Linked DNA regions of Homo sapiens: region 2 is linked to region 1. Evidence: chromatin loops called from intact Hi-C (ENCODE). Cell type or tissue: endothelial cell of umbilical vein. All regions are shown on one strand. Each heading gives the region's core, and the rest is flanking DNA. Links, peaks and the distances in the headings are about the cores only.

Evidence for each region. Peaks named below come from ENCODE experiments on the same cell type or tissue, not always from the same donor. Only the 100,000 strongest peaks of a DNase experiment are listed, where the experiment ranks them.
Region 2: a loop joins it to region 1, with 4 times the contacts of the local background. A loop is called at or near these places in 1 of 110 quality-filtered maps.

What each region holds. Positions count from the first base shown.
Region 1 is chr5:147,451,893-147,457,271 of GRCh38, reverse strand. All of the region lies in intron 1 of DPYSL3 (dihydropyrimidinase like 3), which reads left to right. Among named protein-coding and RNA genes, the nearest start is that of DPYSL3, 55 kb to the left of the region's middle. RefSeq lists an enhancer at 824-1,325 and a silencer at 3,044-3,183. In endothelial cell of umbilical vein, for the core only: a CTCF peak has its summit at 3,234 (motif pointing left); a DNase peak (open chromatin) is centred at 3,211; H3K4me3 peaks cover 2,095 bases; H3K27ac peaks cover 1,071 bases.
Region 2 is chr5:147,533,163-147,538,541 of GRCh38, reverse strand. No RefSeq gene overlaps it. Among named protein-coding and RNA genes, the nearest start is that of JAKMIP2-AS1, 24 kb to the left of the region's middle. In endothelial cell of umbilical vein, for the core only: no CTCF peak of the experiment used is centred there; a DNase peak (open chromatin) is centred at 2,701; H3K27ac peaks cover 2,308 bases.

The DNA.
Region 1 (5,379 bases), core at 305-5,304:
TGTCATGTGGTAAAAAGTATTATGAAGATAAAGCAGGAAAGGGGGCTAGCAAGTGACAGGTGGTGTAATAAGGATATGCGTTATTATTATATAATAAGAAGAATACGAAGTAAACTCCATGATATTTGGGACTTATTATTCACCTCCATTGCACTAACACTGATAAAAATAATGGCACATAGTAAGCACAAGGTAAATATTGTGTGAATATTTTGAGAATGAATGAATGAATGAATGAATGAATGAGTGATGGTGAGGAAGAGAACCCAGTTAGGAGGTTACAATAATTCAGGTGATAGCCAAATGATGGCTAAACACAGGAAGAAACTTTGCAAATCATGAGAGGAGACCATAGTCTGGATACATTTAAAAGATAGAACTGGCTGGGTGCGGTGGTTCATGCCTGTAATCCCAGCACTTTGGGAGGCTGAGGCAAGCAGATCACATGAGGTCAGGAGTTCGAGACCAGCATGGCCAACATGGTGAAACCCCCTCTCTACTAAAAGTACAAAAATTAGCCAGGTGTGGTGGCAGACACCTGTAATGCCAGCTACTCAGGAGGATGAGGCGGGAGAATTGCTTAAACCTGGGAGGCGGAGGTTGCTGTGAGCCGAGATCACCCCACTGCACTCCAGCCTGGGCAACAAGAGCGAGACTCTGTCTCAAAAAAAAAAAAAAAAAAAAAAAAAATAGAATCAGTAGCATTTGCTGAAAGATTGTCTGTGGAGAGTAGGGGCATGATTGAAGGAGAGAAATCAAGGATGGTGCCAAACCTTTCGCCTGAGCAACTGGAATGGAGTACCCATTGATTTAAGTGTGGAAATCTGTGGTGTGGCAGGTGTGGTAGCCAAAATTAAGTTTCTTTGGGACTGTAAATCAAGTCTATTTCTACATCTTCCTCTCCCTCTTTCAGTTTACTGAGATACCTAAAGCCAAGCACTGCTGTGTATCCAAGGAAAACCATTCAGAGTCATTCTACTGTGGAAAACATCCATACTGGTTCCATTCTTCTCTCTCTTGGCCAGACACAGAGGCATCCTGTGTTGATGGCTGCCTTTCTTATGGCCAAGGAAGGCTTTTTCCTTCAAATTCATCTTAGAGGCTTTATTTTGGTTCAAGAAAGTGAAAGATAATTGAAGGGGATGAAACAAGGAAAATAGTGTTTGTTGTACATTTCTGATGATGGCAACAGCTTGAATCAATTTGCTGTGTTTCTGTGTCTGGCTGGTCACAGCAGCCGGATCCAGAAGAACACATTGCAATTGCCATTCAGCATGGCCTCTTGCATGCAAACCTGACCTCAAAAAAGCTTAACCAAGTCTTGTTATTTGAAACAACACACACACACACACACACACACAATCAAGTGATCAAAAATATGGTATAAATCTATTTAGTAAAGAGTGTTCTGGATTATAATGATGGTAACAGAGGAGATAACTCAGATGTAAGAAAGGCAAAGAAACTTGTAAAATTAAAAAAAAAGGCAGCAGCAGCGGTATTTTTTTTTTAGGATTGTAAATGTCCCCTACATATTTTTGCTTTTCTTGAGAAAAATGTGCAAGATCCTTTCCAGCAAGTTTGGGGCAGTAAAATCTACAGGAAAGATGCAGAGAGAGAGAGCTCTGCTGGTTTCCATAGTATGTAGTTAATTCTCCTTTTACTCTGTTCTAAATATAATCCTGCTCATTTGCATGCCAATCCCCAGAATGCTTTGTAATTTCACAACTCTTGGCTAGTGGTCTCAGCACTTACGCTTTAAGAACAAAGCAAAATGTTTAGGGCGTGCCTTTGGCCCAGTCTTTTTATTCCCCCTTGTGTTTTGCAAGAGTATAGGGAGGTGATCTTTGCTTGGCATTCATCCTCCTTTGCAGAGTATCACAGAAATAAAGTGGAGACTGCTGTGGACTTTTCTTGCGAAGACTGCATTCAGTCCAATTAACCATAAATAACCAGAAGCTTGGATTAACTCACTTGAGAGGGAGTGTTTAAGGGGGGCTTTGTGTGTCCTTGGATTATGTGACCAGTCTGGTTCGTTTCGGGTTTATGGAAAGCCCAAGCCGGAGTATTCTGTATTCTCTTTCTGTGGATGCCTTATATAGTTTCTTTATCGCAAGCACGTCTTCACTTTAATGACAAGATGTCTAGAATTGCCATCAGTGGGCTGCCTTATGGAAACGTGAATTCAAGATTCAACACAGCTTTAGTCATGCTTAGTGACATACAGGATTTCTATTTAATAGAACATTAAGATTGACAATTGGGGAGCGGTGGGAAAATTGTCTTCAAAGGGTTTTATAATTTTTTTTGCATAGCAAGTCTTTTTTTGGTTCCTTAAATTTTATGTTTGGAATTATTTGTCGTGAGAGTTGAGGAGCTCCCTCACCCCCAGCCACCACTCAGACCCCACCCACAGTGGCCTCTCCAAATATGTCTCCCTTTGGCCGTTTGATTTTAGCAGGTAGCTAAAGGACAATGTATTCCATCGCCGAAGGGCCATGGTTTTGCTTGTAATAACATATAAACCTTCGTCTGTCAGCCCTGCCTAAAGTAAACTCGGGATTGTGAGCAGTGCACGTGGTTCATTACTGATGGGGAGCAATAGCAGTTCTACTCCAAATCCATGGCTGCGCACCAGGAACGTGTCTGGGCTACTGCCTTCCCACTCCACAGGTGTTTTCTACTTTTTACTCACAGAGCAGCATTCATGTTCTTTCTTTGATTCTGAGACTCAGTCAGGCAGTGGAGTTTCTTTAACAAGATACTACTTGGATATTTTTTAAATACAGGGAATGGTTGAGTCCACTGCTACCGTGCCCCTTGCAGCCTCTGAGAGCGAGTCACGGCTTTCCATTTTCTAATGTGTATGTTCCGGGTCTGGGGACCCCAGCAGGCCCGCCAGGTTGCAGAGTCGGACCAGTCTCCGGCGTCTGAAGGGGCTGCGCCGCTGTTTACCACCCCGCGAGCAGCAGAGGCGGCGCCCAGCCCTCCTCTCGAACAAAGGCGCGGCCGCCGCATTCGACCCGCGCCATGGCAGAGGAGAGCGGGTGCCGGGAGGGAAGCCGGGAACCGTCTCCATTCTGAAACTAGGGCGGGGAAGGTAGGAGATCCGACGAGGAGCTGGCTGGGGGCGGCGGCGCCCGCAACTCGGCCCCGCGGCCGGGAGGGCGTAGCTGATGCTCCCACCCCCGGGACTCAGCCTCCGCTCCCGAAAAGCCCCTCGCGCCCCCTGGTGGCTGTGGAGCAGCCTGACTCCGCAGCACTCGCGAATCAGAAAAAAAAAAAAAAGAAAGAAAAAGAAAAAGTGGGTGAGGCAGATGCAAAGAGGAAAATCAATAGGGATAAGAGAGAAGAGGGAGGAGTCGCAGATCAGCCATTCTTGTCTTATGGGGTCCCAGCTGGCGCAGCAAAAGAAAAAAAAAAACAAAACCCGGGCGTGAACGCGGGTGGAGGAGGGTGTGCGTGGGGGGGCGGGGGTGAAAGGGGGACCGGGGAGATTTACTATTGTCTCTGGCAGCCGCCGCGGGAGCCCGGGAGGGGGGCGGAGGCGGGCGGAGGCGGCGGCGCGGCCAGCGCACCATTCACTCCACCTGATCTCGGGGCGCTGTGCGCTGAGGAAGGCGCGGGCGAGCCGGAGCAGAAGAAGGAGGGAGGGAGCCAGCCGCTGCAGCCACCACCGCCACCATGTCCTACCAAGGCAAGAAGAACATCCCGCGGATCACGGTGAGTCCGGGCGCCGCTGCTCCCTCCCTCCTCGCTCGCTCCCTGTCCGCTGCGCTGCGGGCGGGGTCGGCTCGGATCCCGCCGGCTTCTCTGGCCTGGTCCCCGGGGAGGGACGGAGACCCGGGGTCCGGGTGGCGGAGCGCGGCGGTCAGTCCAGCCGGCGCCACACAGACTGAGCGACCCTGGGGTTTGGGGAAAACAAAACAAAGAGGAAACCCAAACAGTGGCACGGAGAACTTTGGATTATTTATCCTCCCTTCCCACCGCCGGTAGTTCCCCAGGAGCGCGGGGCTCGCGGCTCTCCCAGGACCACTGCTCCGCCTGGAGTGTCGGTTTTTGCCGCCCCAGGTTGAGGTGTGCTTTTTGTCTAAGGATCCTTTTGGCCGTGCTGGGTTTGGAGAGATGACACCTTTCCCCAGGGGTACTTGGCAGCCCGACCGCGCCCCTCTCCCAGCTCCAGCCCCACGGCTCTGACCCCTGCGCCGCGAGGGTGGCAGGGTGTCTGGACCACCTGTCCTCGCCGTGTCCCCTTCTTGCCTGCGTTCAGTCCGACTCATGTTTCAATGTATCGTTTATGGGACTGGACAGCTAACGTGGCTGCAGTGGGAATGATCAACTTTATGTGTGTGTGTGTGTGTGTGTGTGTGTGTGTGTGTGTGTGTGTGTGCCTTCGATGCACTTTACATTTTTCATTTCTTTTCTCCCTCACATCAAAGAAAAGGCCGAGTTTTTAGAGCAGATTTTAGTTTACTGTCGCGGGCGCACGCTGTATGCATGCAGTGTTCAACCCATTGTGTGCAAGACGGAGACACCGCGACTGGCGGGTGTCAGATGCGCTAGGGTGTGCCTAGGGCGGGGTGGAGAGGGGACGTGCCATTATCAGGTACAGAAGCCGCGTCTTCACCGGCGCCCAGCAAGGCTGGGATTCCGTGGTGATGCGCTGTAATGATGCCCCCAAATAGTAGGCACATATGGCAGGCTGGGATGGTCATTTACAAAAATAGAATAAATAAAAACTAACGTTTTTTAGTTTAGCACGAAGCAGTGCGGTTGTGCTTTGTCTATAGTGAATTGGATGGTGTGTGTGTGTGTGTGTGTGTGTGTGTGTGTAGTGGGGGAATGGGTGGCTACTCCATCTTTGCAAGCTGAACAAAGGAAGTGATCAGCTGGCCCCTGGGAGGCTCTGCAGCCGCCCTAGGGCAGAGCTTTACCTGCCACAGTAGTTGATTTGCAGGGTCCGCCAGGTTTTGTTGTGGGCATGAGTCTGTTTGCACTTGTTCCCTTAGGCTTGGAACATCCTGTGCGTTTGCGATTGAGATGCAGAACCTTCCCCTCTGCAGGCAGGAAGAAGCCTCCCTTGCGCCTACTATGTTTTATTGTCAAATGGTTTATTTCTTTTGCCGCACCATACCTTTTTCATGCAACTGAGCTTCACTTCACACAAATGCACCCCACCCCTACCAGCTTCCCAGCTGGTGCTGGGGAAGAAACACTCCCCAGGGAGAAGAGTTGAGGCCAGCAGGGATCCTTTTGCCTGGTAGAGGCTTTGGGTTTTAACTGATCCTCCTTTACCACTACCTGATGGCATTCACTTTCCATTATTGAAGAAACATCGTGGGTCTTTTACAATGCACAGTATTGTCTAGTGCTGACTGT
Region 2 (5,379 bases), core at 233-5,232, 81 kb before region 1:
CAGGAATTGCCTCTAGAGCTGCTTTAGGGCCAATTGCCCAAAGGACTGACACAGAGAAAACAGAATGAACATGGGAAGAATGTGGGAAAATAACCACAACATCCACTCCCACCAGGAGGGAGGCAGAGACTAGGGTCACAAGAGGAAATTCATTTAGGTGGAAAGAGCTGGAGATCAAAGCCAGAGCCTTGTAGTGAATGAACTCAAGGACTTAGGTACATGACAGAAACACATGCCAAAGCAGAGAGTTAAAACTGTTTCAAAGAAATTCAGAAACTGTGGTTAAAGCACCAGAAAACTCAGAATCCTTTTAGGGAACAGTGACTTTCTGCTTTCCAAACTTCATTTTGGTCATTGGACAAACCAATTAATAGTGTAATTGTGGGCAAGTTTATTGCAAAAAGTCAGTATAAGCTGATAAAATATGTTTACTTGCAATAAACTTTAGAATACAACATTTTTGAGCAGAGATTCCACTTGAGGAAAGCTAATCTAAAGAAATAATCCTGAAAAGGAAATGTTTGGGCATAAAGATGAATACTTAATTATTATTCATTAGATTAGAGAAGCTGGAAACTCCTTAACTGTTTAGAAATATAGGACCAAGTAGATAAAATATGCAACATCCACTCAAAAGACTATTGGGAAAACCATGAGGAGTTATGTTTCTATACACAAATAAAATTCAGACAATTTAATGTTCAGCTTTTGAAATGAAGGATGTAGGCCGGGCGTGGTGGCTCATGCATATAATCCCAGCACTTTGGGAGGCCGAGGTGGTTGGATCGCTTGAGGTCAGGAGTTGGAGACCAGCCTGGCCAGCGTGGTGAAACCCCTGTCTCTACTAAAAATACAAAAATTAGCCAGGTGTGGTAGTGCATGCCTGTAATCCCAGCTTCTCAGGAGGCTGAGGCAGGAGAATGGCTTGAACTTGGGATGTGGAAGTTGCAGTGAGCCAAGATCGTGCCACTGCACTCCAGCCTGGGCAACAGAGTGAGACTCTGTCTCAAAAAATTTAAAAAATAAAAAATAAATGAAATGAAGGATGCAGTATTGATATGCAGAACATAATTATAAGTAAGTGGAAGTGTGCTAAAATTTAAGTGGTGTAAGAATGGTGAGACCCCGGGTAATTTTTCTACTTTTTTATGTTTTATTCATTGATCACATATAATTTTTTTCTAGTAGAATTAACAAACTCTCGAAAAGGAAAGAAATTTAAGGTGATAAAAGACAGATCATTCCCTATTGAAGAAATTCTGTATTTAAATAACAGGCACAATACAGATGGCTTATTTTACTCTCAGGACAAACCATGTCCTAGCTAATCAAAGTCTTAATCTGAGTTTTACTTTCTATTGTTGCTTGTAGTTAGCAGAGTTTTTATACTTGTGTCAAAGCTGCTACCCTTGTGATCTTTCTTGTCCCATTACTGAAGCTATTAATCCACATCATAACACATGCTTAAACCAACAAAATTGCATGTATTCAGATGTCATAGCTAATTGATGCAACTTTACAGGATCCTAATGATATGAACAAAAGCTTTCATTGCATGCAAACGAATTGGAATATCGTCACTGAGACAAGAACAGAAAAAAAAGTATGCTATATTACAAATATTTTTAACATAATCCCTTGGATTTAAGGGATAAAAAGTATGGGGAATTGAGTTTGAGTTAGATGTAATGCCTTTCAAATACATTATGAGTTCTCAGACCCAGATTTGGGAGAATCTATCCAAATTGCTCCAGCCAGAATCAACATACTTTTCAAACTACTTTGTTGTTTTAAAACCTAAATGGATAGTGTGTTATGCTTTCTTTATATTATTGGAGAATATGTGCTAACAAAAGATAAAAGAGCTCTCAGACATTAAATTAAGCTCAGAAGAATGTCAGTGAAGAACCAGAATCATAATTCCAACAAATCCCCAAACAAAGCAATATCTTGGATTTCACTGTAGATGAGGAGAATCTAAGAATTTCTTTTTGCTTCTTTTTAAGGTTAACCAAGAAGCAGCAACGAATATTATCCATTTGGCTTTGATCATAACAACAAAACATTCCAGCTATCTTGTGCAGACAAGCAGTAAAAGTCTAAACTTTAGTTCTTTTCACACTCCTCAAATTATTTTAAAAGATGGATAAACAGTAGAGATGTTTTGGTAACGCAAGAGGTTTCTAATCAGGTATATATGTGTTTTCTTCAAAATTTATCATTCTTCCTTCCCCTTGGATCAGGTACTATATTTTTTTCTACTCATACTAGTTCAAATTCCTCTTCGCCCACTCCTAAATTAGAAATGAGTCTAGTATTTTCAAGTCTTTATAGTATGTTGGGTCAAAAACAAGAAACTGCATAAAGCAATGGACTCAGCAAAATTTTAAAAGCATGGACATCAAAGTTCCTAGTTTCAAATCTGCCTTTATCATGTACCAGGTGAGTGACCTTAGGCAAGTTGTTTCAAGTCTCTGAGACTCAGTGACTTCACTCATGAAAAAGGGTAGTAGTACCTCTCTTTAAAGATTATTGTGTGTCTAAACGAATTAATACACTTGAAGCACTTAGGATGGCACTTGGTACACTGGGTGTATTTAACAAAGTGTTAGCTGTAATCATAATCAGTAACCTTTGTGTCCAACTCCAGGAAATTCTTTGGAGATGACTACACCCACCCTTCAAGATAACATGGTAGGACTGAGAGTTAATCTTTCTAGCTCACTTAACTGAACATCTGGTCAAGTTTTCATTCTAAACAATATCAGTCGGAATGAATCAGCCAGACCATGACTAAATAAGGCAAACATTCTGTAATTTTACTGTATTACAAACCAAAAATGTTTTTCCCCTCTGCTGCGAGCCAGAGGCAATGTTAAGGTGGGGTGGTAATTTATTTTGTTTAACAGACAAGGAGTGTTTAAGTTAATGCATGAACTCCAAATGCAAATATCTGGATTAAATATTTTTTTAGGGGCAGAAACTTTTGCCATTCATGAACTTCAGGAATTTATCCGTTAAATTCTAGTTAATTTTGTGATAACTCCCATAGAGAGGAAAGAGGGAGCCAACATGACTGATCTAGAAATGACGATCTTCACCGAAGTTACACACTGCTCTGTAAAATGTAACTCCTTGTCCACAAAACCTTAATGCCTCAAGGATTCTTTTTTGAGATGGAGTCTCTCTCTGTTGCCCAGGCTGGAGTGCAGTGGCCCAATCTCGGCTCACTGCAACCTCTGCCTCCCGGGTTCAAGCAATTCTCTGCCTCAGCCTCCCGAGTAGCTGAGATTACAGGCGCCCCTCACCACACCTGGCTAATTTTTTGGTATTTTTAATAGAGACGGGGTTTCACCATCTTGGCCAGGCTGGTCTTGAACTCCTGACCTCGTGATCCACCCGCCTCGGCCTCCCAAAGTGCTGGGATTACAGGCGTGAGCCACTGCGCATGACCACCTCAAGGTTTCTTAAAATGGCACAGACCCTTTTGCTAAATAAGAATTATAGAGATAAGAAAACCTTTGAGGTTGTCTATTGTTCAACCACCATATTCAGGAGGAGATAATTTAAAGGTAAGGAAGAAAACTGACGTATTTAAGGTCATATAACAAGTTTGGGACAAAATTGGGACCAGAATTGAATCACCTAACTCCTAAGGCAGTGCCTTTCATAAGATCTTCATTATTCCCCAGACTCTACTGTCTGCAATTACAGAAAATGTCTTGGCACACTGACTTCTGGAGACATATCAGCCTGGATTTCCAAATATAAGTCCATTTGCAAATTGAAAAGTGAAACGAAAGTTTTTTTCCATCTTGGCCATCTGGACACCATATGGAACATATTTGGCACTTTTTAAGATAAAACAAGTTGTGGGTGTGGCCCAAAAAAACCCAGTAATTGATCAAAAATGCATTGTACCTAGGATGATTTTAACTATCTATTGAAGAGATAAGATGGGGCGGGTCTTGGGCTAAATTCTTTATAGGAATTATTTCATTTACTGCTCACAAGAACTCTAAGATATAGTTAATATTATTACCACTCTTTGACAGATTAAAAAAACTGAGGCTTAGAGAAGTTAAATCAATTGTCTAAAGTCACAAAGTATGAAGTATCAGAGTCTAATTATAAACTTAGGTATTCTTACCCTGAAGCCTGTGGTTAACCTTTATTCTGATTTGGGGCTATTATGGCCATTGGCAGATTTACCACTGTCTCTACTTGCTCTACTTCTTGCTTAAAGTTCACAAACCTGAATGCACTCTAGGTTTGCTGGCTGGATGTTGTTGTTGTTGTTTTTTTTTCCAGTATTCTATTTATCAACAAACGCTTATACAACAGTGGTGCATCAAGCATTGTTCTAACAATATATGTTTATTACATATATATTTATTTACTTTTTACCACAACCCAATGAATGAGGTAAAATTAATATCCTCATTTTATAGATAAGCAAACTTAGGCATTTGCCCAATGTCACATAGTTGGTAAATGGCATGCTCTACATAAATGTTGCATTATTTAATGTTATCCTTTTTTTTCTCCTCCTACTTTTTTTAAGCCCTATTTTCAAAAAGGAAACTTAAAAGAGAAGTACATTAATTAAAGGATGATTGGGTAGTCCCTGATTCGTCTCCTCATCACCCTTACCACGATAACCTTTGGGGCACATCAAGCATCAAAATTAGAAAATCACTGCTTTAGCACATGTTTAAATAAACTTTTTCCCAATTATTCCACATAATTGTTGCCTATTCTCAAACCTAAAGGAACTGTGTTGCCACAAGCAATAACTTGTAGATGATTATGCAGCCATTAAAATGATAGATATAAGGACTATGTAATAACATGGCAAAGAAGCTGTAATATTAAGTGGAAAAAAGGAACACAAAATTGCATGCATTGTATGATTATACCTGTGTAAATATCTTTATGCATATACATCTTGGAATGGCATTCTTAGAGCAGTGGAGTTATAGGTGATTTTTTTTCTTTTTAAAATTCCATCTGAGACTGTTCTATCATCTAAATTAAAAGCAACCCCAATAAAATACCAAAACAAGAAAATAGTCTCAAGGAAGTATTCATTCTTTAACCTAAAGGAAAGACTTTAGTTGTAGGTTAACTATGAGGACAGTGATTCTTCATTAGATTATATTTTTGGGGCATCTATCTCATAATGATCTACCAGCATTTGGTAGATTATTTTTAGGGCATTGCTCTTGAAAATTAGTCAAGAACCTTGTCGAATGAACTACATGCATCCTCTTAAAATATCATTTTGCCATTAAAATAACTTTGTGATGGGTTTGTCATGACATGGTAATGTTTATATTACAATGGTGAATTTTTTTAAAAGGTGAAATGTAATGTTGT